Regions from separate parts of the Mus musculus genome. Here region 2 is linked to region 1. The links are chromatin contacts, found by POLR2A ChIA-PET in ENCODE. All regions are on one chromosome and are shown on one strand. Each heading gives the region's core, a stretch centred on a gene start or an enhancer-like site at or near the end of the contact. The rest is flanking DNA. Distances are from core to core; before and after follow the strand shown. Region 1 holds the start of Vasp (vasodilator-stimulated phosphoprotein). Region 2 holds the start of Cd3eap (CD3E antigen, epsilon polypeptide associated protein).

Evidence for each region. ChIA-PET counts read pairs that join two places held with the same protein, here RNA polymerase II (POLR2A).
Region 2: POLR2A ChIA-PET joins it to region 1 with 13 read pairs in Patski. The contact joins the promoter of Cd3eap here to the promoter of Vasp in region 1. POLR2A ChIA-PET finds 5 or more read pairs at or near these places in 3 of 5 experiments (Patski and embryonic stem cell).

What each region holds. Positions count from the first base shown.
Region 1 is chr7:19,269,003-19,274,715 of GRCm38, forward strand. It overlaps Vasp (vasodilator-stimulated phosphoprotein), which reads right to left and starts at 2,852. Exons shown (of 13, transcript NM_009499.3): 1 at 2,512-2,852. The coding sequence starts at 2,516.
Region 2 is chr7:19,358,081-19,363,022 of GRCm38, forward strand. Cd3eap (CD3E antigen, epsilon polypeptide associated protein) reads right to left here and starts at 1,403. Exons shown (of 3, transcript NM_145822.2): 1 at 1,308-1,403; 2 at 1,010-1,151. The coding sequence starts at 1,329. Ppp1r13l (protein phosphatase 1, regulatory subunit 13 like) reads left to right here and starts at 3,136. Exons shown (of 13, transcript NM_001010836.3): 1 at 3,136-3,236.

The DNA of each region.
Region 1 (5,713 bases), core at 1,602-4,101:
CCTCCAGCTCTTGGTCTTCCTGTAGTCACCTCCTGAGTACTGCCTTAGAGGCATGAGTCACCACATCGTACTCCCAAACCATTAAACTTTAACAGGCCATTTCCTTAACACCACTGCACCTCAGTTTTACTACCTGTAAAATGGGGGTAAGACCGGGAGCACATGCTTGTACTAGCACTGCACTCAACTGCGGTGGAGATTTAAAACGGAACCAGACTCATATTACCCCACCTGGCAGGAAGAGTGATTGAACCTGCTACATCACTTAAAAAGAAAAGAAAAGAAGAACCGCTGCTCATGTTATTGCAAGAGGAAAGGAGTGAGGCACATTCTTTCAGAATTCTGCCCAAGAGCCCTCAGACCTCTGACCCCTTCTCTGCCTTTCCCAGCTCCCGGATGCAGCAGACACTCGGCAAATATTTGTCAAACTGGGAGAAAAAGAACCGTATCTTGTAATTTTCCATCTCAACCACCTCCCTTCCCACTCCCCCTAGGGCTGTCCCCAGTCAAACCAGTCCTGCCCCCTTCCCCACCACAGCATAAGACCTCTGAGGGCGCTGGAGCCAAGATTCAAAGTCTTGGGGGCAGGGCTCAGTTTACCCAGCTGGGAATAAGGAAATAAGGAATGGGTCGGGGTCTCTGTCTCTAATCCTAGCTGTCCTTGGAGAAGTGACACAGCCCAGCAATTGACCAAGGACGAGGGAGACCCTTTCCTAAGAGGGTGGGGGATTCCTTCAACTTGTGCCTACCCTCAGGGGAGGGAGGGAGGTTTGGCACTGGCCACAGCCAGAGCGGGGCGGGCTGCAGGAGGACCGGGGCTGGGGGTGGGAGTGCAGGGGGCCGGCCTAGACGTTGCTCCTGCCCTTTTACGGTCTCAGCGAGTGAGGCGGCACTAACTCGGACATCCGCCATCCGCCTTCCACCGGGCCTGGGACCGGAAACGGGTGGGGGTGGGGCGGGGCTGGGGGCAGCGGGGCGCAGTGGAGGAACTGACCCCCTTTAGGGGGACAGAGCTCCCATGGGGGAGGGAAGGCCAGGCAGGAAGTCTCCAGGGTGTCTCAATGTACCCCTTCTTGCTCCAAATCCCAACACTCCCACAAGCCAAGGGACAGACTTGGGAGGCCGGGAGGGAGGGAGGGGTCCTAGCTCAGGGTCCTAGAGAGGAATGTCACCTAGATGTCAGAGGGCAAGACTGGAGGATGTGCACATGGGAGGTTAAGCCCAAACTGTCCCCAGGAGACTCCTCCTCCAGCCAGGGGCTTTGGGGCAGGAAGTCCCAGCCAAAGTGGAGGAAGGGAGACAGTATTGTCAAGATGTGGCCCCAAGGGAGAGATTATGGGGGGGTGGGGGTGGCTGGGGCTGAGAGGAGGGGAGGCCTCTGTCAGGCCAGGCCCCGCCCTCAGGTGAGCCCAGGAGTTCAGGGCAAGTCCCAGGGAAGACATACAAAAAAAAAAAAAAAGAAAGAAAAAAGAAAAAAAAAATCTTTGTATCCCCCTCACCTACAAGATTAAATTCCTAGGAAGAGAGCTGGAAGAAGCTAGTGAGCCTGGGTCCCTGAGGGAGAAGGCTATGACCTTGACGCTTTCCAGCGCCCCCTCCTCCAATCCCACGGCCTGGGGAAGGGGGTAACACCCAGCGACATTGAGCCCAGGGGGAGGGACTGTGGTGTGGGGAAAGCAGCTGGCCACAGTGCTCACTCGGGGGCCCGCCCCCCACACCAGCTGTCTCGACAGGTGAGTCAGGAAGACAAAGGCCCCCCTCCCCCAGCTGCTGCGCCCCCTCCCTCCCCGGCCACCAGGTTGGGGGGGGGGGACCAGAACCGTCCTCTGGCCCGGGGGTCCAGGAGCCGCCCTGGGCCTGGAGTGCTCCAGGGCCCTAGGACCCAACCTGGTTGCCTAAGGGGAGAAGAGTCCCATCCAGACCCTCTAGGCCCCGTGGGCCAGATTCCCAAGAACTCCTCCACAGGAGAACCTCGGTGTCCACCAAATTTAGGAACATCAAGAAGTGCCCCTAAAGTTAAGGACCGCGATTCCACTCTGGGACTCTCATCCAGTGCCCTAGACGCAAGGATCCGAATTCCAACCACAACCTGAGACTCAAGAGTTTTAGGGCTAGGGTTCTCTAGCCAGCCTCCCACCTGGTTTTGAGTTTGGGGGCGGTAACTCTGAGCCCGCTTATACTAGATCATCCCTGCGAGGATCTGACTATCTGAGAACTCAGAGGTGCTCCCCCCAAAAGTCTTCAAATTCTGAGTCCCGAGAGCGCCCCTAAACCTGAAAGCCATCAAGAGAACCTCAGCCGGCACCGCCCCAAGCCTTTAGGGAGTAGTGTGGAGAAACGGGGTGTCGATATTTAGAGATCGTTCCAGAAGGCACCGGCTCAGATCTGGGACGCCCAAAGCGCTGTGTCCCCTAAATCTAGCCCCAAATGCGCTGGAGGGGGGGAGGGGGACAAAGGCGGGGCGCGGAGCCGGCTCCCGGCTGGGACCCGGCTGGAGGGTTCGGGGCTCACCTCATGGCTGCGCGGAGGGCGGGCGGCGCGCCCACGGGGAGTGCTCCCGGGGCGCCCCTGATTGGAAGTGCAGGGGTGCGGGGCTGGCTCCAGGTTCTGCTCAGTCTCTCTCGGGGTCCCGCCCCATAGAGTCCAGCTTCCTGGGGAGAACGTGGACCGGGCCGGGGCGGGTCTTCAGGCGCCTCCTCCCACCGGTGTTCTGATGTGCTGGGATCCCCTGCGATGGAAAGCGGGGTGCAGCGTCCGAACCTCGCCGGCGCACCCCCTCGGCCGGCTGCACCTACGCGGTTACTCTTACTACTGTACTCTCTTTGCTACATTTCGTTCCAAAATTCCACTCCCCGTACCCACAATTCCCTGCGCCTTAAAGGGGCCGTGGACGCCTCCAGGCGGGGGATGGAGAGCGTTTAAAAGGCAACGCGGAACCTTGGGCTTCCGCAATTGCACTCCTTTCCCGGTCTTGTGGCGTGGGGGTGCACCCTGAGCCTCACTCCGGAGTTGGAGGGGAAAGCTTGGTGGAAGAGACAAGGGGCCTTTCTTTGATCTCTAGCTGTCTCCACTATCAAATTCTTTAGTAGAGATCTGGGGGTGTAGGTTCTCCACTCCAACTCGCTCCGTGGACTTCTCAGTTTATTTTTTGGGGGATGGGGGTACCCTTGGTTAAGCAAGGGATCTCATCAATTTCCACCTTTAAGTAACACTTCCGCACTTCTCTTCCCCAGATCTCGCTTCTCAGGCCGAGCCCCACCCCTCGCCGCCCCCCACCCTCCCGGGGAAGGTGTGGAGGAAGTGAGCGAGGGGGCGCGGCGGGCCGCTGACTCACCGCGGCCGGGTCGTGGTTGGGGTGGGGGCGGGGGTAAGGGTGGGGGATAGACTAGGAGCGAAGGGTTGGTGGTGAGACCCCGATCTGCTCCCCACGCGGGCCCAGCTACAGCTTAATTTTGCCCACGGAGGGTAGTAGGATCGTCCCAACAATCCGGCAGGCTCAGAGGCCCGGAGACCCTCCTCTAGAGCCCCTTCCCCGCCAACACGTCCGGGCTGAGTCGAGCCCCCCCTCCCCCAAGCCTTCCGCAGTGGGACCCATAGGCCCCGCCCAGAGTTACATCATCATGCAGACACGCCCCTCCCGTAGAGCTCTACCTGGCCGGCTGAAAGGCGGTAACTCTAAGAAAATGGCAGTTCCTGACTTACTGATCGAGAAACTGAGGCTCAGAGACAGGGAATGGGTTTAGCTTATTTGGGTCCCCCCGCTCCCAAACTCACGAGAATCAATCCACGTGGCCTTTGGCCAATCCATTTCCTGGATGCTATGCTGGCTCCCTGTTGTCCTTCACTTGTAAGAACCTCAACCTTCAGGCCAAACTCTTACAGTAATTCTGCTCTAAAAAAATCTAGTACACCAGTTAGTTGTCCTGCTCAAACCAGGAGGCTGAGGCAAGAGGATCACGAGTTTGAGGCCAACCTGGGCTACAGGGTGACTTTAACGTCATCTGAGGTTATATATTTAAGAACAAAAGTGGCCTGTGGAAGTAGGGCAGCAGTTAAAGGGGGGGGGGGGATGGAGAGATGGCTCAGCGGTTAAGAGCACTGACTGCTCTTCCAAAGGTCCTGAGTTCAAATCCCAGCAACCTCATGGTGGCTCACAACCATCTATAATGAGATCTGATGTCCTCTTCTTGTGTGTCTGAAGACAGCTACAGTGTACTTACATATAATAATAAATTAAAAAAAAAAACTTGCTACTTTTGCAGAGGACCCAAGTTCAATTCCCAACACTTACAGGGCTAATAACTGTAATTATAGGGTTACGTTCATATGTGCATGCCCACCACCTCCATACACATATATAATTAAAAATAATACAAGTAAATCTTAAAATTAAAACCACAAATGGGCTGGGCAGTGGTGGTGCACGCCTTTAGTCCCAGCACTTGGGAGGCAGAGGCAGGCGGATTTCTGAGTTCGAGGCCAGGGTATACAGTGTGAGTTCCAGGACAGCTAGGGCTATACAGAGAAACCCTGTCTCCAAACAAACAAACAAACAAAAAACCAAAACCTACCACATATATACACCACACACACAAGTATATACAAAAGCAAACACAAGAATCTGTGGTTTAAGATAATTCCTTTATTGGCTAGAGATAGAGAAATGGTTCAGCAATTAAGAGCAATGGCTGCTCTTGCAGAGGACCCAGGTTCAATTCCTAGCACCCACATGACAGCTAACAACCACATGTAACTCTGGTTCCAAAAGATCTAATTGCCCTTTCTAGCCTCCACAGGCTCCAGACACATATGTGGTACATAGACATACATACATACAGGTAAAACACCCGTGCACATAAAAAACAAAAAAACCAAAACCACAAATGGGCCAGATGTGGTAGCACAACACCTTTAACCCTAGCACTCAGGAGGCAGGGGTAAAAGTAGGTCTCGGTGAATTAGAGGCCAGCCTTGACTATTTATAATGAGTTCCAGGTCAGCCAGCCTGGTCTACATAGTGAGATCCAAGTCAGCCAGGGCTACAGAGTGAGACCCTGTCTGAAAAATAAAACCCTGGGTAATCTACCCCCACACATGCATCCATCTAAGACAGTGATTGTCAACCTTCCTAACGCTGTGACCCTTTGATAAAGTTTGTGTTGTGGTGACCTCCCAACCATAAAACGATTTTCCTTTGCCACTTCATAACTGTAATGTTGCTACTGTTATGAATCGTGATGTAACTATCTGTGGTTTTCTATGGTCTCAAGTGACCCCCATGGAAGGGTCCTCTGATCCCCTGAGAAGTCACCACCCACAGGTTGGTCTGGACTGGGCTATAATTCTCCGAGCCCCTCAGGCTCTGGGTGCACCACAACAAGCTCAGATTTTTATCGGCTTCTGTGTTCTCAACAAGGCCAAGCTAGAACAACAGTTATCCAACTAAAGGAGAACCACACTGCATGTGAGCTTCTGTGAAATGGGAAGAGTGTAGCTCCATATCGCCTTCATTAAAGCATAAGCTAGCTTTTTTTTTCCTGTAAAAGTCTCATTTAACAGGCCTGGAGACACAGCTTCAGACTGTGATGTGCCTGTTCTGTGATCATTAGGACTGGGTATGGGGTCCCCAGTACCCATATAAAAATACATCTCTTAACATCACCAGTACTGGAGGCAGCGGGACACGGCAGATTGCAGTGCTTCACTGGCTACC
Region 2 (4,942 bases), core at 153-2,652, 88 kb after region 1:
CCCAGGTGTAAGACCCTGAGTTCTGTTTCCTGTTTGCAACCAAACAAGCACCTGGGGGTTTGCGGGCTGCCTAGGCCTGACCAGCCCAGGGCCGCCTTCCAGGTACTGGGATACACGCTCTGTGTGTGTGAGTGAGGCCAGCTTAGTACTCCCTCGCTCATGCTGGCCTTGAAGTCTACTGTTTTCCTGCCTCAGCCTCCCAAGTGCTGACATTATAGCCAATCCCCACGATTACTGGTTAAGTGATGTGTAAGGCAGGCAGGGGATGAGTCTCGGTCGGGCATGGAGTGTGTTGTCTAGCATGAACAGCCTCTGGATTTGTTCATCGGCACTGCATAAAACTGGGCATAGTGGCTGTATTTGGGGGGTAGAGGCAGGAGGATCAGAAGTTTAAATACTACATGGGATATAATGTTCTCCAAACGGATGGAGAGTCGGTTCAGTGGTTGGGAGCACTGGCTGCTCATCCTGAGGTGCTGAGTTCCCAGCAACCAGAGTGGCTCACAACCATCTACAGTGGGATCTGACACCATCTTCTGTCTGATGCACCCTTCGATTACGAAAGCATAGAAGCACACAGACTGCTTATATACATTAATGAATAAAGACTCTAAAACAGCAGAACCTGTACACCCACTTTCAATCCCAGCACTCAGGAAACGGGCTGGGGAAGGCTGGTTCTTTGAAACCAGCCCGGGCTACCGAATAAGACTGTTTCAAAACAACCCAAAGCAGCATTTCCGGGTTGCTCAGAAATGCCATCTAGTCCGGTGGTGGCAACTCGCCTTTTTAACCCCAGCATTCCGGAGGCAGAATCTCTCTGAGTTCGAGGTCAGCTTGCTCTACATAACAGGCTCTAGGACAGCCGGAGCTACACAGAGAAACTCTGTCTCGAATTTTCAAAAAAAGCCTTCTAAAGTTCTGGTTCACGTTCTACAGTGAGTTCAGCCTCTGGGGTGGGGGGGTGGGGGGGAATCCTCCCCGTAGGTGGCCTGGAAGCGACACTCACCATTGTGGGGCGAAGTCTGCAGGGGCTTGGATAAGCCACAGTTCTGTATCTGGACCTGTAAGCGCCTCCAAGGAGAAACGGGAGGGTTCCGAGTCTGGCGACATCTCCGTGAAGTGGGGAGGGCAGGAGAACCGAGTGGCACCTGAGAGGAGACAGTCGGGGGGGGGGGTCCTTTTGACATGGCCAACCTCTCAAAGTACCCGTTGGTCCCTCACCCGCCCGGCAGCCCTCCCCAACCCCTTCTGCACCCAGACCCTCCCGGATGCCCTTCGTCTCCACCAGTTCAAGCTCCACTCACTGCAGGCCTGGGTACCCGCCATTCCAGCTCCGGAGGGGCCCACGCAGGACCTGCGCGGAACGCTGCCCACCACGTGGATCCAAGGGGTGGAGCCGCACCCGGAAGCATCCAAGTCCTGTAGGAGAGCTGGGCCGTGGCTCGGCGCTGTCACTATTTGCAGAACCCGGATAACCTCCACTCTTAAATTTCACACAGCATAGGATTAAATAATTTCTCGACGATGCCCTGCAGGGGGAAATCAGTTCCCTGTTCGTCAGAAACGCAAGCTAGCTCGGATCTAGGGTGCCTGTTCCCCCGACAACTTTGCTCACGTGGTTTCTTCCAACACCGTCTTAAAGGGGCAGTGACTCGCCTAGGCCACGGCTTTTAAAGAGACAGAAGATCTATTTGCAGCATTCTTGCAAAAGCTAGGTAAGAATTCTGGTTGTCACGATTGTACTTTTAAAGCTAGAGTGTATCTTCGGAAGTCCCTGGTGCAGCGAACGTGGAAGATTTAACTGAACCAGGTCGGAAAATAGAGAAAAGTGTACGAACGGAGCATTTTAATAGCAATCAGAGGCGGAGCTTCTGAAGTCTAGGGGAAGCGGGAAACTGAGGGGGAGGAGTCTGCAGAGTCATGGGAGGAGCCTCGGACCCCAGAGCCCCAGAGCCTGGCTTGAAACGGGGTGAGGGTTAGTGTCAGGGAAGACTTGTAGATGTCCTCGTGGACTTAGTGTCCGGAATGGGAAGTATTCCTCACGGTTCCGAGGCAGGTAGAGGTGCAGCTGGTCGGTCCCTGTCTGCTCCGCGGCCCAAGTAAACAGCGGCGCGTGCACGTGGGATTTGGGGGACGTGCCCACGCCCCCTCCCAGCAGGACTGCAGCGCATGGGGTGGCGGGTGGAGCCGCGGGACGGTGGCGAGACAGGGAGACTCGACTGCATTCCTGGCCGGTGTGTCAGCGTCGCTGCCCGCCCCTTCTGCGGAGATTTTGGAGACTCCTCCAGCATTGGGATGCTCCCCCCTTCTTCTGAGGCTTTTGAGAACAGAGGTCACCAAGGCTACGAAGGAGTGTTCCCTCCGCCAGGAATCTCCAGACTATGTGTCCACCCTCGCGCGTGGGCGAGAAACTCTGGGGCTCGCCCTTTGTGGGCTTCAAAACTCCAATTCCCAGATAACTCGAAGGTGGCTGGCGATGGACGTCGGTCAGGAGTCTGCTGGGGATTGTAGTTCAGCTTGTTGCTAGGCACGCCAGTAAATCGCCAATGCTGTGATGTTTTGTTTTGTTTTTTTGAGACAGGGTCTCTTTATGTAGTCCAGGCTGGCTCGGAATTCGCTGTGTAGATCAGGATGGCCTTGAACTTTCAGAGGTGCGCCTGTCTCTGCTTCTTAAGTACTAGGATTAGAGGCCCCTTATTTTTATTTTTTGTTTTATTTAGACAGATAACCCGGGGCTTGGAGTCCTGATTAAGGTGGGTCCTTTTCTCGCCATAGTATTGGTCGTGTGAATTTCTCCGCGCCTCCCATCTCCTCCTTAAGTGTCCAAATCTTCACTCAGGCAAGGGGACACTGAGCCTGGAGGAGTGGGAAAGGGCTCAGGGGTTCTTCCCTTGTACCCATAGTGAGGTGAGGGTCTAAATTCTTGTGCATTTCGCCGTCCAGGACGTCCATGATCTTCTGGACCTAGCTCTGGCTGACTGTCAAATGGATCGCGTCTGACTCCAAATGGAAGTGTCCCTGGCGGCGCCTCGCCCATTCGGGACTACAAATCCCAAGGTGCTCCAGGCAACCGCAGTTCCCCCTCCTCCGAGGGACACGCCTCCCTCCAGTCAGAGTCACGTCGTCTAACCTGTTCCCAGGCGACTGCCCCGCCCCGTCCTCCGCTCCCCGCCGCTGGAGCCGGAGCCGGAGCCCGAGGAAAAGCCCCCCGGTGCCAGGATCTGCCCCGACGCGTGAGTTCCACCCCCACCCAGGGTCCAGCCACCCCAGAACCGGATACCGCGTTCCTGGGAAGACTTATTGGAAACTCGGACCTTAAGTCCAGGGGAATAGTGTGGGGAGCTCACGCCTGGATCCCTGGAAAGAAGGAACTGGGGTGCCGACTTTACTGGGCAGATGGATAGGGGGTTTGGACATCTGCTCTTAGTGGTGCTCGGAGCCCTTGGTCCTGGGGAGTTATTGGAGCTGGAATTTTTTGAATACTTTAATTGGGGACCCTTGGAAGTGTCTTAGGGTGCTGTTGAGGTCCCGGGTCTCTGTATTTGGGGCAGATGTGGGAGATCAGGACGTTCTAGAATGGTCCGGCGCCCGGTCACCCTCCAGCTGCCTTCAGCACCGAACCACTAGGTGTTTGAGTAAAATTAGTGGCACTGGACTAGTGGATCCTGGTCTTCGAAAAGAGTGGGACAAGCACGAGGGGCGTGGGTTTCTCAGGAGGCTGTGTGCGCTACACCCCACCTTCTGGTTTTGGGATGGGGGCAGGGAGTGAGAAGCCGGGGCAGCTCTCCAACCTCTTCTGTGCCGCTGAGCGAACCCCAACATGTCATTAGCTGGGGCGTCAGACCTGCCTAACCAGAGGAGTCACATTCGCCCAGGAGCGCCCCCTAGCGGAAGCGGGAGTCAGACCTCTTATTGCCCCCACGGGATGGGAAATAGGTGGTGTTTGGTAAAGTCATTCTAGAGCCCAGGGCAGAATAACAGGACTGCAGGGCTGGATCTGGTAGGCTTCTGTGGCCGTGTACTGCTGCGTTATGCGTTACAGAGAATGGAAGTGGTAAACAGGCTGGCGGGCCATACAGGCAGTTGAATTGGACGTCTCCTTCGCTCTTGTGACAGCTGTCTGTGTGTGGAAGGAATTCCTTCACTGCCACCAGCTTTTCTAATTAACCTTCTTCCTCCTGGGGTGGGGCTCCTTGTGACCCAGAGGTGAGGCATGTTGCCTCCACTTCCATCTGTCTGACCTGAGGTATTATGGGAGATAAGGGAGGGAGGGAGGCTAATTCTGGAGGTGTCTGTCTGTCCTTGAGCCAGGGAGAGGGCAGGGGCAGGCACGCACCTCCCACTGTCTCTCCACCTCTGAGCCCTTATGTAGGGGGATTACGAAGCTGGTGGGGGAGAAGGGTCTGAAGAGGGAGGGTGTTTGCGAATGCCTGGGCTGGAGTGACAGCCTGAAATGAAGCTAAGGAACAATAGCCACAGCTGCCAGCACAGGCTGTGTGTGTCCTGCCAGGCTCAGGTCAGGATGGGTCTCTCTGTCCACACAGGCATTTGGCAATCACCCAAAGGTAGAAACAGCGAGTTCCACCTTCAGTGGAGTTCGTTGACCCCCGAGAGGATGCCTCCCTAGCAATGGGGAAACTGAGGCTGGTCCTGGGAACTTTCCAGTTTCTGTCTGGAACCTTCCAGGGCCTCTCATCCTGCCGTAGCCCTACATTCCTGGGGATAGTCACTGTTGCTCTCTGGTGGGAGAATTAGGGTCCTGTGGTCTAGAGGCTCAGGCGGTTGAGACCACTGGCAACAGAACGCACAGCTCTTAGAAGCGCAGAAGGAAGGGGTTGATGTGTGGCTCAGCCAGTAGAGTGCTCACCTAGCGTGCAGGAAGCCCAGGTTCAATCTCCAACACTGCATAAAAAAGACTGTTAGGGTACATAGCACTGGG